Regions from separate parts of the Homo sapiens genome. Here region 2 is linked to region 1. The links are chromatin loops, found by intact Hi-C in ENCODE. Cell type or tissue: natural killer cell. All regions are shown on one strand. Links, peaks and the distances in the headings refer to the core of each region. The heading gives the core; the rest is flanking DNA.

Region 1 (7,754 bases), core at 1,564-5,563:
TTCTCCCATCACTTACCCCGACTTCCACCCCTCAGGACAGCCACTGCCACACACAGGTCTCCTAGGCTTGCCCATGTCCATCTTGAATGGTCATCTTCCTTCCTTTCTGTGACTTGCCATCTTTTTGCAATAGCAAGCTGTTTCTAGACCTTTCTCTGCTTCAATTTACCTCTTGCCTTACTATTATTTAACTACAGATTTCAGTCAGCTCAAGAGAGCATTTTTGCAGGAGGCAGAGAGAAGGAGCCCAAATGAGAAAGTGTCTTGTTACAAAATCCATTTTTCTGTAACGTTTGAGGCTTGGAGCTTCCATTTCAGGTTGACATTTTAAAATGTATCTGTAAGAACACCAGTAAGGGAACCGATAATGACACTGCATTTCGGAAGCCCTTTCACAAGATGGCTGGGGAGATGATTTATCATATTTATTTATTCCAATTTGTCAGCTAATGGTGGGGCCTGTATCAGGGCTGCACGCACTGGTGCTTGGCTCTGGTTTCAATGCCTCTGCCTTGCTCGCCTTTACCCCCGGCTTCTCCTCCTTTCCCAGAGGGTCCAGCTGCATCAGGTGACAATCCCTCTGCAACTGTGCAACCTGGAGGGACAGGGCAGTTTGCAGTTGGGCAACGGCCAGATGATATCATGCAGTTTCACTTCAGTTTCCCCAAAGTGAACTGGGTCAAGTGTATTGAGGGAAAAAGGCCATAAGTGGCTCAATACCAGACTGCATCCCTGGAAGCAGAAAGCATGACTCATGGGTAAGACAGAGACCCCACAGCAGGCTGGTCAACCAGTGTGCTGAGCCCTCACATACACCAAGCCTAGCAAGGCTCTGCATAAGTCCCAGTTTCCTCATCTGTGAAATGGACACAGGCCCTTTTGGAAAAGGCATTTGCCTTCTTACCTACAGAATGTATCTGCAAAGGGATTAACACTTAGAGCAAGCCTAGTCTATAGGGTTGTCTGTGTCCTGGGAACTTTACCCTTCTGAGTATCTTCTTAGTGCTAGTTTGAATTTGCCTCATTACACTGTTATTTCAGAACTCATAGAAAAGCCTGGCTTTTGTACTCACAGCAAGACGGAGTAATAGGAATGGAATAGAATTAGCAAGTACTAGCACAGTAATCACTAGCACATGATCGGGTGAGAGGTGATAGGGTTTGGGGGTCATCTTCCCTGAGTATAATGGGGTGTTCAATGGGTAGGTGGAGCACTGCCTTAAGGAAACTAGAGAAGCAGGTGTATTGGTTATCTATTCTCTGGTTCTGTTATCTGTTTGACAAGTAGCCCCTAAATTTTGTAACTTAAAATAATTATTCTCTAACGGTTTCTGTGAATTGGGAATTCAGGAGCAGCTTTGTTGGTGGTTCTGGCCCAAAGTCTCACATGAGGTCACAATCAAATGTCGGCCAGATACAGTCTTATGAAGGCTTGCCTGGACCCTGGGATCTGCTTCCAAGGTGGCTCCTGACCCTTCGTGGACAGCTCTGGTTCCTCCCCAGGGAACCTCCCACAAGGCTGCTGGGGCTGATGGCAAGGTGGCTGGTTTCCCCAGGGGGATGGGTCCAAGGGCACAAGACAGAAGCCGCGACATCTCCCATGACCTCACCTCAGAGGTTGTACATTGTCACGTCAGCTGCATGCTACTGTGGTCACACAGGTCACCCCGAGTGAATGTGAGAGCAAACTGCTCAAGGGTATGGCTTCAAGGTGAGGATGAGTGGGGACTACCTTGAAGCTGTCTACCATAGCGGAGAAGGTGCTATTTGGAAATGCAGGAAAACTGGATTTGAGGATGGGATTGTTGCAGGGGAAGGACAGGGAATAGCAGACAGATATCAAAACAGAAGCTTGGGGACCAAAGCCTAAACCATGGGCCAACTTACTCAAACTGGATCATGGATTATGAATCCATGCACAGGAGACTCATGACCTTAAGGAAACCTGCAAGGGAGGTGACATGACTCAGGCTGCAATACTAGCTTGACTCCTGTCACTTCACTGCAGAGGAATTTGTGAGCCAGGCAGGATCCTAATGTGCATCTCTGGGCCTGCTTTCTCCAGGCTGACTGATAGAAGCTGTGGCTTGATGCTGAGTTCACCATCAGGGCTGAGGCTGCTCAGGAGCTTCCTTTTCCAAGCCCAGATAGGTCTTAGAGGTAGGTAGAGTGGCCGTCCATGCAGGGAGAGCCCAGAGGCTGGAGAGCTAGCTAGGCTCTGGTTGCGTCTGTTTTGTGGCTAGGTGGTTGGTTTCGCCTTGTGTCCTTAGGAGGTCCAGGGCTGCCCACGGCCACCATTGGTTTTCAACTGTGTGAACAGACACAATGCCCCAGACCAGGGAAGAGAACACTGCGAGTGTGCAAGCAAACTCATAACCAGCACCCCAATGTGCCTTTGTTTGCCCTCTCCCCCTTGGCACATAGAACCAATCTAAAAAATTGCTCCCTTACACTTCTATCAAAATCTCAAATTTTCAAAGTCCTATCAAGAATATTATCCCATAAGCCAAGGCTAGAGATGAGTTTTCGTAATAACTTCACCAGACAAAAGAGAAAACTGAAGCTACAAGAGGCAAGACCTACCCAGAACCATTTGGCTGAGCCCAGCACTCTGCCCATGGTCCATGCACCCCTTGACCCTGACATCAGCAAAGCAGTCCCCATCACCAAAGTGCTATGTGCCATGTGCCCCTGGGAAGAAGAACCAATCTGAGATTGCAAACAATGGGAAAGGACCTCAACTCTTGTGAGGCAGCTCTAAGAACTTTCAGCCCTAGACCTGTACATTTTTTGTGATTTTTTAAAAATGTAACTCACCATGCTATACACATCCTTAGCACACATCCCGTACACAAGCTCACTCTGCTCCTGGCATTGAGCACCCAGGGTCTCTTTAGGGGACTCCCTTTTTCTCCCCTGAACGGGCCACTCTTTACCATCAAAATGAATTGCCTATCATCTGTACTCGGCTTTTTAGCAGTCACAAATACAGGGTGGGGAATTTATTGGATACCAGGTGTCCTATTAGCCAAAGTCCTTTCCAGCTCATGCTGCTGAATGAGCCAGGTCATGACCCCAACCAGGCACTCTGGTTAGAGCTCAGTGTAGACAGATGTGCACACACTGCTGGGCACAGAAGGTTTGGGAGTGTAGACAGAGGAAGTGAGTCCTGTCAACTGGGGCGGCTCCTGCACTGAGCAGTGAGGGCTGTGAGTGAGAACTCTCTGATGCTTCCTCTCTATGTAAGGCCCGTGAGCTTTATGACTTCCTTCTGGCTTGGTTGTAAGCGAAAATCACCTCAAAAGGGGCGTGGGTAAGAGCTACTAGCCTTCTTGGAATGCCTACTATGTGCCAGACATGAAAGCAGATGCTTTTTTCAAATACTTCTGTCGGATGAACTTTCTTATTATTGTGGTACAGATGAGGAGGCAAAATCATTTGTCTAAGACCCCACTGTTTCAGCTGCAAGCTTTCGTGGCTCCTCAGTTTGCATTTTTTCCTCACTGCAGTATCACTTTGTGAAGGAGGTCTGAAGTCTTCAAATGAAAATAGAGTTTTCTCCTTATGTAAGTATAGCAATCAAATGTTCTGGAAAGAACACTGTGCCCAGCCAAATTGCTCTAGATGTTCAGGGCAGGAGAGGGGCGGATATCCTGGTGGTGATGACCACATAACAAGAAGAGACAATGTGTGCTTAAGGTACCAGCATCTCAGGGTGGTCTAGTATTTCTCAGAGAATGGTCTGAGAGTTGGCCTCTCGTGGTATAGGTAAATTTTTAAGTATTTATGAAAATGCTTATATGTCTGGTTTCAGCCTGATTTAGTAATTTGCTTGTATAATCTCTATGTCTATTCTTGGTGGTCCAAAGGGCCCAGATTAAGAATTTTATAAACATCCTGCTGTGTTTAGTGTGTTATACCTCGGAGTATCTATTTCGCTAACCCAGATGGTGCCGTTACCACACACATATCCTGCAAGGGGAGGGAATTGTATTAACAAGTATAACCAGCAAAACCACAGCATTTCACTTTAGCAAAAGGGGCCGAAACAGGAAGCAGGTAAATTCCCTGCTCCCACACATCTACCATTCTCTCCTCCCTTCTATGAACTTAGAGTCTCTGGTTTTGTGGCCACTGAACTTGTCTCCACCTCTAGGGGCCAAATTGGGCACTGGGGGGAATTCACAAGCTTTATATTTAGCTCAAAATCACCTGGGCTATATGTGGGCTCATCACTTCCTTAAAGGTGGAAGAAGTTATAATTTCTTTTTTCTCTCTTCTCTTTCTCTCTCTCCATCTTTTCTCTTCTTTTCCTCTGTCATTTTCCCCTTCTCCTTCCAAGCATTATAGTCTTCCTTGGACCGCTTTTTCCGAATTGGCTTCCACTGGCCCATTCCAGAGTACAATTACTAGTACTGTACTACATTTCCAATAGTCAATAAGAAAGCAGAAGTGGCCACATTGGCTTCCCCTAAAAGCAGCATCAAATTTCAAGTACTTTCTTATATTACCGCCGCTCATTCCACCACCCTCTATAAGCACACAACTCACTGCTGAGCACATCATAAATGCTAAAAAGTAGTGAATAAATCAACGAATTAAATAATTCTTTTATTCTAATTTTTTTTGTACAGCAAGCCATTGTGAATAAGATGGTTCTTTTATCCCCAAAGAGGTTGCCTATTGACTGAAAGCCTAAGCACAGCTTCTGAGAGTCACAATGAGATCACATCTCTACTGTACTGAAAATCTTTTCAGGCACCAGAGAGAAAGGCCTGAGTGTGATTCTCCTTCCCTGGTTCTGAGTGAGAAGGTCATTAGCTCACTAGGTACTGGCAATTTCAAGAATTGCCAAAATGACAGTGATGTGATAAGAACAACTATCCTGTTGGGTCTTTGTGTAGTATTTTTCCTTTGAAAACAGCTTTATGCTAATTATCCCATATGAAACACAAAAAAAAAGGAAGTGTGAGGTCAATGTGGCTAAGATTTATGTCCGTTTTGCAGACGTGGATCTGAGATATCTCGTGATTTGCTGGTGGTTGCACAGGTAGTGGAAGAGCTGGGGTGGAAGGGTTTCTTCCTGAGCAGGTGGCTGTTCCTCCCAGAAGTCCTGCCTACCTGCCTTTCTCTTGCTGACAGCCATATCACCCACTTTGTTTAAGGGTCAAAACTGTCTCAGGTTGTTCTCACTGCTACACACCCACTAGCGCCATGACAAATTACAGATGCCATGGCAACATCAGGAAGTTACCCTGTATGATCTAAAATGGGGAGGAACCCTCAGTTCTGGGAATTGTCCACCTCTTTCCTGGAAGACTTGTGAATAATCCATTCCTTGTTTAGCCTATAATCAGGAAACAACCATAAAAACGGGCAACCAGAAGCCCTCAGGGCTACTCTGCCTATGGAGTAGCCATTGTTTATTCCTTTACTTTCTTAACAAACTTGCTTTCACTTAAGAAAAAAAAAAAAACTTTCTCCAGTAAAAATTTATGTTCACACCTAAAATTTGTAAACCAATGTGCATAGCATCTTTATTCATGATGGTTAAACACTGGAAACAATCCAGATGTCCATCAATAGACGAGTGGATAAGCAAAATGTATAATCCGTGCAATGGAATATTATCGGGCTGTCAAAAGGTATGAAGAGCTGACACATGCTGCAACATGGCAAAACCCTGAAAACATTATTTTAAGTGAAAGAAGCCAGTCACAAAAGCCCACATTATGTATTATTCCGTTTAGACGAAAAGCCAGATTAGGCAAATGTATATAGATGCAAAGTAGATTAGTGGTTGCCCAGCGTGGGGAGTTGATGAGGGTATTGGAAACTGATGGCTAATGGGTACGGATTTCTTTTAGGGGTGATAATAATGTTTTAAAATTTTTGATGGTGGCACAACTCTGTGAATATACAAAATCTCACTGGGTTGTATAATATAAAAGAGTGAATCATATATGTAAACTATATCTCAAGAAAGCTGTTATTTTTTTTTAAAGACTGACTCTCGGCTGTGGCTTTCATAATCTTCTTTGGCCATGGCTTTCCCCAGGGCTCCAAAGCTAGGCAGTGCCCAAAACTGTCTCCTCTAACTTTGTTTTACAGGGAGACATTCCTCCAACTCTGCCTGCTCAAATTTGTGGGGTGAAATCTGGTGCCTCTATATTTCCAAATACAAAGCGCTAGAGGTTAAGTTGTGTGCTTCTCAAATGTCAGTGTACATTCTGATCCCCTGGAGATCTTGCTAAAATGCAGATTCTTAACCTTTGGGTCTGGGACACAGACTGAGATTCTGCATTCTAAGAAGCTCCCAAGCAATGTCAGTGTAGCTGCCGTCCTCATTTTGGGAAGCCAAGGTGTCGACCACAGACCCAGAAGATGCAGCCTTTGACTCCTCAATGCCACCAATACAATTCAATCAAATATCAAGATTTTCAAAACATAGTCAATCGAATGTCTTTTTCCCACTCTCTATCCAATTATTAGGTGCATTTATAATGGAAGATTGTTAAACACGATTACCAACTTGGTGAAATCCTTTGGTACACAGTAATGTTTATGGAAAGCACCTAACAACTTGGTGGAGTATTTTTTCTTTGAACTGACTGAATTGGCCGTTTTTGGTTTGCATCATAGGGAAAACCCTGAGTTGTGCTAAGTCTGAGCTTCCTTAATCATTAACTATACATTTTAAAAGCACAAGATTAATTTCTGTGTTCCAAACACCAAACATGTTGTCATTTTGAGGAGTGGGCAGGTTCAGAGGACCTCCTTAGAAGGAGATAAAAGCCAAGAGATGATGAAGTTTTTATTTTTATTTCGTTTTATTTTATTTTATTTTATTTTATTTTATTTTATTTTATGGTAGAGATGGGGGTCTCACTATGTTGCCCAGGCTGGTCTTGAACTCCTGACCTCAAGCAATCCTCCCACCTTGGCCTCCCAAAGTTCTGAGATTACAGGTGTGAGCCACCACGCCCAGCCTGGATGGTGAACTTAACTTAGTTTTATAGCATCAGTGGATTGTGATAAGAGTTATGTACACAACTTAATTTTTGTTTAATAAGCATGTGGTGTGTATCTGTAACATAAAGAACACTATGCCTGTATCTCAGGAAGAGATATGTAAAGATGAATAAGATGCTGTCTGTGCCCAAAGAGAGGCCTTTATTCCTAGTCAGGGAGAGAAACAAGCTCACCAAGAAAAGCAAGAAATAAAAGGGAGAAGGAGAGAGCTTTTTGCTTGTTCTTGCTGTTTGATTGGCTTAAATTTTATCTCCATAGATTTTACTTTCTCCAGCTGCAAAGCTGAAGGCAAAGCTGAAGAATCCTGGACACTCTCCTTTGTTCAAATAAAACTTCTATTTACACAGGATTTGCTAAAGGAGTACAAGGAAATGGCAGAGATAGCATTAAGCTCACACAGCAGTTCCGGAAAGCGCCCCTTCATTGTTCTCAGGCTCGTACCTGCAGTAACAGGGCCTATAGGCTTTGAACACAAGACAACTGAGTTCGGAACCTCAGAAGAATTCTGGATATGGTACAAAAAAATTCAGGTTCAAATTCCTGTTGTGCTCAAGTTTAGATATACGATGATCATTGCTTTTTAAACCTGCTGGGGCTTATTTTTTCATCTGCGATATAAAGATGATTATACTAATTTCTTCAAAGGATGACATGAGCAGGAAATGAGCTAATGTATGGAGACAGTTTCATGAACTGTCCAGCACTCTACATATATAAGAGGT
Region 2 (7,754 bases), core at 2,355-6,354, 180 kb before region 1:
CCAAACAGGCTTTGTGTGAGCAACATGGCTGTTTATTTCACCTGGGTGCAGGTGGGCTGAGTCCGAAAAGAGAGTCAATGAAGGGAGATAGGGGTGGGGCCGTTTTATAGGATTTGGGAAGGTAATGGAAAATTACAGTCAAAGGGGGTTTGTTCTCTGGTGGGCAGGGGCGGGGGAGTGGGGGCACAAGCTGCTCAGTGGGGGAGCTTCTGAGCCAGGAGAAGGAAATTCACAGCGTTAATCACTCAGTTAAGGTGGGGCAGGAACAAATCACAATGGTGGAATGTCATCAGTTAAGGTCGGGCAGGGTCTTTCACTTCTTTTGTGATTCTTCAGTTACTTCAGGCCATCTGGGCACAAGTCACAGGGGATGCGATGGCTTGGCTTGGGCTCAGAGGCCTGACAATAAGTTGTCTCATTGTAAAATAAGGTTAATAATAAATAATAATAATAATTCACATTGTAATTACAAGCATTCAATGAAATGGTGCATATAAAGCGCTTAGCACAGTGCTAGGTGCATGTGGCTAACACTCAATTAGTGGTAGAGATGATTAATAATATTGTTACCCTGAAAGTAACAGAACTAAACAGAAAACTGGGGGAACATTTTCAGGGCATTCATGCTTGTGATATCTCCTTCACTTGTGTAAAATATGAAGACGTTTCCTCTGTGTTCCTGAACTGTTGGGGTTTTGTTTTCTGTGCCCCAATAGGAATATTGCCTATTTCTCAGTGTTGTGCAGATTTTAAAAGATAACACAGGCAAAGAGCCTGACAAAGAATAGGTGCTCAGAACACATTATTTTATCCTTATTTCCTCATTGGATTTACCCTTTGAGCTGCCTGCTCAAATCATGGTGTTGACAAAATGAGTCAAACTCTGTAAAATATTTCAAGAGTTTTATTCTGAGCCAAATATGAGTTTCCATGGCCCATGAAAGAGCCGTAAGAGATCTTGAGAACCTGTGCCAAAGGTAGTCAGGCTACAGCTTGGTTTTATACATTTTAGGGAGACACAATACATTAGATGTCGATCTAATTTATTAATTAATATACATTAGATGTCGATCACTACTTTTAAGATGACATGGGTTGTGTCTGGAAAGGTGGACAAATCAAAGGTGTGGGGGGACTTCCAGGTCTTAGGTGGATTCAAAGATTTTCTGATTGGCAATTGGTTGAGTTTATCAAAAGGCCTGGAATCAATAGAAGGGAGTGACTGAGTTAAGATAAGGGGTTGAGGAGACCAAGGTTTTTATTATGCAGATGAAACCTCTAGGTAGCAGGCTTCAGAGATAATAGTAAATGTTTCTTATAAGACTTAAAAAGGTGCCAGACTCTTAATTCTCTCCTGGATCAGGAAAAAGACCTGGAAAGGGAAGGGGATTCTCTATAGAATGTGGATTTTTCCCACAAGAAACAACTTTGCAGGGTCATTTCAAAATATGTCAAAGAAATATATTTTGGGGTAAAATACTTCTATTTATTTCAGGGCCTGCCATCTGTCATGTTGATATCTTACTGCTACAAAGAGTCTGTTTTGTCAATCTTAAAGTTGCTGTTTGAATGTAAATACTGGTCAGATGTGCCTGAATTCCACAGGGAGGAAAGTGTAATGTGACATGCCTGACCACCTATTCCCATCATGGCCTGAACTAGTGTTTCAGGTTTAGTGTTTTAGAAGGCCCTTGGCTGAGAGAAGGGGGTCCATTCAGTTGGTTGAGGGACTTAGAATTTTGTTTTTGGTTTAATGATGGCAATTTGATTTTTTTTTTTTTTTTTTTTTTTTGAGACGGAGTCTCGCTCTGTCGCCCAGGCTGGAGTGCAGTGGCGCGATCTCGGCTCACTGCAAGCTCCGCCTCCCGGGTTCACGCCATTCTCCTGCCTCAGCCTCCCAAGTAGCTGGGACTACAGGCGCCCGCTACCACGCCCGGCTAATTTTTTTTTTGTATTTTTAGTAGAGATGGGGTTTCACCGTGTTAGCCAGGATGGTCTCGATCTCCTGACCTCGTGATCCGCCCGCCTCGGCCTCCCAAAGTGCTGGGATTACAGGCGTGAGCCACCGCGCCCGGCCGGCAATTTGATTTCTATGTCCTAATTTGTTCTCTGAGATAGGGTTTCCACTTGGCTTCTTAATAAGATTCATTTAGTAGTCTCTAATTTGGTTGGAGACATTTCTTTCATTTTAATTCTCAGGAGCATTCTTTCTAGACTATTGGGTATCTCAAATGGCTTAAAATGTCAGGTTTGGGCCACAGTAATGTATTCTCTGTTTTTTTTAATCAGAAAGTGGATGACACGTGTGTGCATGTCAGCAAACTCTCATTATTAAAAAGTTCCCTCTGTCCTTTAGTCTTTGACTGTCATGAGCAAGGAGACCTTTGGCCAGGGTAATAAAGATGACTAATGATGGGGCTCAGGACATACTACCCCAAATATGCCTTTTTGGCCTAAGGATTATTTTGAGCTATTTTGGGAAATAGCAAACACAGAGAAGCTTTGAAAACAAATTAGTTTTGAAAACAGTTATGATTTCATAAGATAAATTTACATCTGTAAAGAAAACCTCCATTGTAAGGGTGTCTCCTTTCTGCATCAGAAAGAAAAGAAGAACTAATTCCCTAGAGAAGGCATCAACTTAAATCTAGTTATCAAATATTATGCTTCTTTAACGGTGCTTTTCCTGGCCAACTTTTCTTTTTCTTTTTTTTTTTTTTTTTTTTTGAGACAGAGTCTTACTCTGTCACCCAGGCCAGAATGCAGTGGCATGATCTTGGCCCACTGCAACCTCTGCCTCCTGGGTTCAAGCAATTCTCCTGCCTCAGCCTCCTGAATAGCTGGGATTACCGGCAACCACCACCACGCCTGGCTAATTTTTGTATTTTTAGTAGAGATGGAGTTTCAACATGTTGGCCAGACTGGTCTCGAACTCCTGACCTTGTGATCTGCCTGCCTCAGCCTCTCAAAGTGCCGAGATTACAGGTGTGAGCCACCATGCCCAGCCATGGCCAACATTTCTTAATTGCATCATTCCCCTCAGCCTTCTCTCTTTGTTTCAGAGAAGGATAGTACTTAAGGGTGAGGTCTAGGATAATTCTTTGAGATCTGCTGCAGAGATTTACTCATTTCTCTGGGTTGTCTCCCATAGGTACACATTTTATCAGAATTCTGTTTGTTTTTCTCTTGTTAATTTGTCTTTTTTACAGAGAAGCTCAGAAAAAACTCATCAAGGTGAAAGAGAAAATTTATTGTTTTCTCCCCTACACTTTCTGGAACTTGGGCTCTGAGGCTGCTCTGGCTTAATCGGTCAAGCATCTGGGTCCTGGGTCTGAGTTCAAATCCTGATCCTTCTTGCTGTGCAAGCTTGGGAGAACGATCTCACCAACCTTGCACAGGTACTGCCCGTTTAAGATGTAGACCATAGTCCCTTTATTACAGGACCTTGTATGGATTAAATGAGTTACTGGGTGAAAAGCGCTGAGAAGAGTGCCTGTCACAGAGTAACTGCTGTTATTGCAAGTAAAGAATCAGAACTATGCTAAATTCACAGTCAGCCTGGGAAAAATGTCAAAAGGAGTGCACATGAATGGTCAATGGACCAAAGACCCTTAGATTTGATAAAGATATGAGCTTTGTGTCTTATTTCCTAATGTTAAGTAAAAATTATGAAAGGCTATTGTTTTGTATTAGGCCCCAACAGACCAGACTAAAAATCAAAATGGAGTCACCCATGCCAAAGTTCCATATCACCAAACTGAAAATAAGTTGTTATTTCATCTTCCCCAAAATCAGGACAGAGCAGTAACAGCCAATGTTCCAAGCAGACCAGTTTCCGTCTTTAATGAGCAGGATAACGAAGTTCCCTCTGTTTTAATCCTTACAACAAAAGTAACCCGACGTAACCTGATGCTAACAAATCTGTTATTTCTCTATTGTTCTGTTTCCTTGTTCTCACCTTGTAAGGGAGGTAACTTTCAAAGGACGAGTCCACATTTTGTTCTTTGCTTCTGGTTTCTTCAACCCCCTCTGTCTATAAAATGAATCCCCTCTGCTCAACTCTTTGGGACACTTATTCTATTTTATGGAATGAGACATTGCCCAATCCTAGAATTGCAATAAAGCTAGTCGAGATCTTCAAACTAAACGTGTAATTTTGTCCTTTGGCAAATCTGGTGACCACAAAGGAAACTGAAGGAGACTGCTGAAAACCCTGAGACCTTCTGAGAAACATAGGAAAAATGCTGTAGTCCCTTTTGGAGGGGCGGGGGTGAAGGGGTTCCTCTGTCTTTCTCATGGAGCTCCAGGAGTCATAAGTAAGTTCCTCTCAGGTTGGAGCTCTGTTGTCTTTTGCATTTGAGCTCCCTAATATCTTTGGCCTTTGGGGTACAAAGGGTTAGTTTATATAGTGAAAGAGCACTTGACTGTGTGTTACCAAGGGTTGCTTTGTGCTGTGGCAGGGCACATGACCTTTCGGTTTGTGGTGACTGATGAGTCACTGGCAAAAAAGCTGCAGTTTTTAAGGTAACTGATGGCAGTTACAATAAGTAGTTATTACTGAAGGGGGGCTCTTTATTTTTTTCTCTTCTTATATGCTGAGGTCTTATAGCTAAAGCCATGTCAGCTCTAAGAGACCCAAGATCATACATAAAAATGGGATCCTTAATTTATAAATATCTGAGTACTTCGCCTTCTGGTGTACTTGCCTTTTTCATGTCTAGGAGCTATGACCTTGGAAGCTGCAAATATTTACAAAAGTGGCAAAATCTTACTAAAGATAATTCAGAATTACAGGGCCATTATATGGAACATTCCAGATGAATAAGGCTGTTCATTTGACAAGCATACTTAAATCTCAAGTCTCTCAAATTTAGCAGAGAGAATGTCATTCTAATTATTAATAGCATTCAGAAGCCTCAAAGAGACAGAATTCTAACTTTTTTTAAATTAATTGTGAAGAACTAATAAAAAGCTAAAAAGGCTGGGTGCAGTGGCTCATGCCTGTAATCCCAGCACTTTGGGAGGCCGAGGTGGGCGGATCACGAGGTCAGGAGTTTGAGACAAGCCTGGCCAATATGGTGAAACCCTGTCTCTACTAAAAATACAAAAATTAGCTGGGCATAGTGACATGCGCCTGTAGTCCCTGCTACTCAGGAGGCTGAGGCAGGAGAATCACTTGAACTCGGGAGGCAGAGGTTGCAGTGAGCCAAGATCGCACCCCTTCACTCTGGCCTGGGCGACAGAGCGAGACGCCATCACACACATACAAAAAAGCTAAAAATGCAAGATATCATCCACATCAAGAACAGTAAAACTGACAGAATTCCTACTGCTCCTCTCTATCCCACTTTGCCTGAGTATTTAGTCTACTAACTCTCAGTCTGACTTGGCTTTCTCCTCTGAAAACAAAACAAAACAAAACAAAATAAAACCACAATTAAACAGTTTGCTTAAAGCCACTCAAAAATTCAGGAAATAATCCCAGAGTGACTTACACTCCCTAGGTGATAATAGAACTCAGCGCCATAGTTAAAAATTTTGCTAAATCTAGGGAAGGCCTTCAAAAGGTTTCTGAAGAATTCAAGGTCTTAATTGAAATTTATGACCTCAAGATATTTGATCTTTACCAATTAATTCACATACTAGTGAAAACTGGTGAAGCCCAGAAATGGATAAAAGAGGCAGAATGGTATTACTGGACAAGCTCCTACCTGGTCCATGTATAGGCCTAACAAAACCTGAAAAATCACAATTGAGCATTTGAAAGCCATTTCCAATGTGTTTCAGCTCCACGCCAACCAACAACCTAGAATGGCCTTTGGGTCTACCCCAGAGCACTTCTTCAACAAGCAACCCCTAAAACAGCAGTTGCTATTGGTGCAAACAACCAGGACATTGGAAAAGAGGCTACTCCCAAAATTTCAAGGAAAGTCCCTAAAAACAGCCTTTTCACTCCCTGATAATTTCCATGTTAACTATCAGGATTGATGGGCCTTAGAGGGAGCTGCTCTAACCTTCTACCGGTTGTTATCCAATCTAGGTAGACACCAGAGCCACTATTTCCATTTTCAACCCCACTATTATAGGACAACCACTCCTTTGGATAAAGAAGAAAATTTATATTGTAGGGAATATGAAATCAAGTTCTATTCTTGAATCCAGGCATAGAAAATGCCTTTTTGCCATGTTAGTTACAGGGCTTCATCCTGAAGTCAGTAATCTAACTAACAAGTAAGATAAATTCAAAAGACTACCTATCAACTATATGGTCCAAAAAATTCAACTTTTGACATTTGACTGGCTATTTTGAAACTTTTTGTAAAAGATATTTATCTCTATAATGAAAACCTCCATTTGTAAGGGCCTGTCCCTCTATTCACCTAAACCCCTAAAAACTTTACAATGGTGAAGACATGGGTATAAAGTTTACATAATAAACCTTACCTTTAAGGTGCTTTTCCTGGCCATTTTGTCTCAACTGGACCTATATCTATGCTGTTCTTTGTCTGGGGAAGTAATGGTGTTGAGATCTAAGTTCTGTGCCTTTGAGATATAAATTTTCTACTTTGTTTTACCTAAGAGTCGTGTCTTCGAAAGTGCAAATTTAGGGTTGCCTAATTATTATTTAGGGCAATGAAACAGATGATTGGGAGATTTATGGTATAAAATGGAGAGAGAAACTATTTTAACATTGAGAAATAAATAATCTTATAAAAGCTATAAGACCTGCTTCTGTCTGTGTGTCTATATGTTCATATGGGTTATGTGTATGTGATATTTCTCTCTGAAAATATATTAACGAGCTGTAATTAATAGCTTAAAGGAAAAAGTAAGCACTTTAAAATATTTTATCAGAAAAGTAGAAATTAACTCAGATGCCTTTTAGTGCATGTGACTTGGGTAAATCTGACTAGTTTAATATTTTTGCTTTAACAAAAACAGCTGTGTCTTCTGATCAATAAAATAGCCATGTATTTAACTTTAGGGTACTTGCTTAGGTGGCTACTGCCTAACATTTGCACACTGTAAAAATAGTTAAAAGGGAAATAACTTGAGATGATGGCTAGTTTTCTTCAATGTCTCCTACAATTTTTATAAACAGTTCAAACATAAGTTTTAAAGATGAGTAAATTAGATGAATGTGAATGAGGTAAAAGTTTACATATAAGCTTTTTCAATGATTATGGGCGGGGTGTGATTGCACTTTGGGAGACCATAGCAGGAAGATTGCTTGAGCCCAGGAGTTTGAGACCAGCCTGGGCAACATAGTGAGACCATTCTCTACAAAAAAATTAAAAATTATTTGGGCATGGTGGTGAACATCTGTGGTCCTAGTTACTTGAGAGGCTGAGATGGGAGATCACTTAGGCCTGGGAGTTTGAGGCTGCAGTGAGCTGTGATCACCCCATTGAACTCCAGCCTGGGTAACATAGCAAGACCCCATCTCAGATTAAAAAAAAAAAAGGTCATGTTTTATAAAACTTCTCCCTTTAAAAATCGTCTTAAGAATCCCTTTTGTGGATAAATGAAATCTTAAATGTATGTTATATTGAATTAAGTAGTAAATATTCATTAAATGTCTGAGTCATTTCCAAAATAAGGTTAAATACTGAAACGTTAATTGTTAACAGAAGTTTATTTTTGGTTCCTTAAATTTATAAAATGACAAATTATATTTGAGCCTGATAGTAAATGTCACACATGTCTGTATAGAAGACCACCTAAAACACGCTTTGTGTGAGCAACAAGGCTGT

Evidence for each region. A loop is a pair of places that touch in the nucleus more often than their neighbours do. Peaks named below come from ENCODE experiments on the same cell type or tissue, not always from the same donor. Only the 100,000 strongest peaks of a DNase experiment are listed, where the experiment ranks them.
Region 2: a loop joins it to region 1, with 5 times the contacts of the local background. A loop is called at or near these places in 2 of 110 quality-filtered maps.

Annotation. Positions count from the first base shown.
Region 1 is chr1:221,774,216-221,781,969 of GRCh38, reverse strand. No RefSeq gene overlaps it. Among named protein-coding and RNA genes, the nearest start is that of DUSP10, 36 kb to the right of the region's middle. RefSeq lists enhancers at 3,011-3,060, 4,111-4,160, 4,191-4,240, 4,311-4,400. In natural killer cell, for the core only: no CTCF peak of the experiment used is centred there; DNase peaks (open chromatin) are centred at 3,259, 3,659 and 3,989; H3K27ac peaks cover 3,224 bases.
Region 2 is chr1:221,958,575-221,966,328 of GRCh38, reverse strand. All of the region lies in intron 1 of LINC02257 (long intergenic non-protein coding RNA 2257), which reads left to right. Among named protein-coding and RNA genes, the nearest start is that of LINC02474, 4.0 kb to the left of the region's middle. RefSeq lists an enhancer at 233-845. In natural killer cell, for the core only: no CTCF peak of the experiment used is centred there; a DNase peak (open chromatin) is centred at 4,458.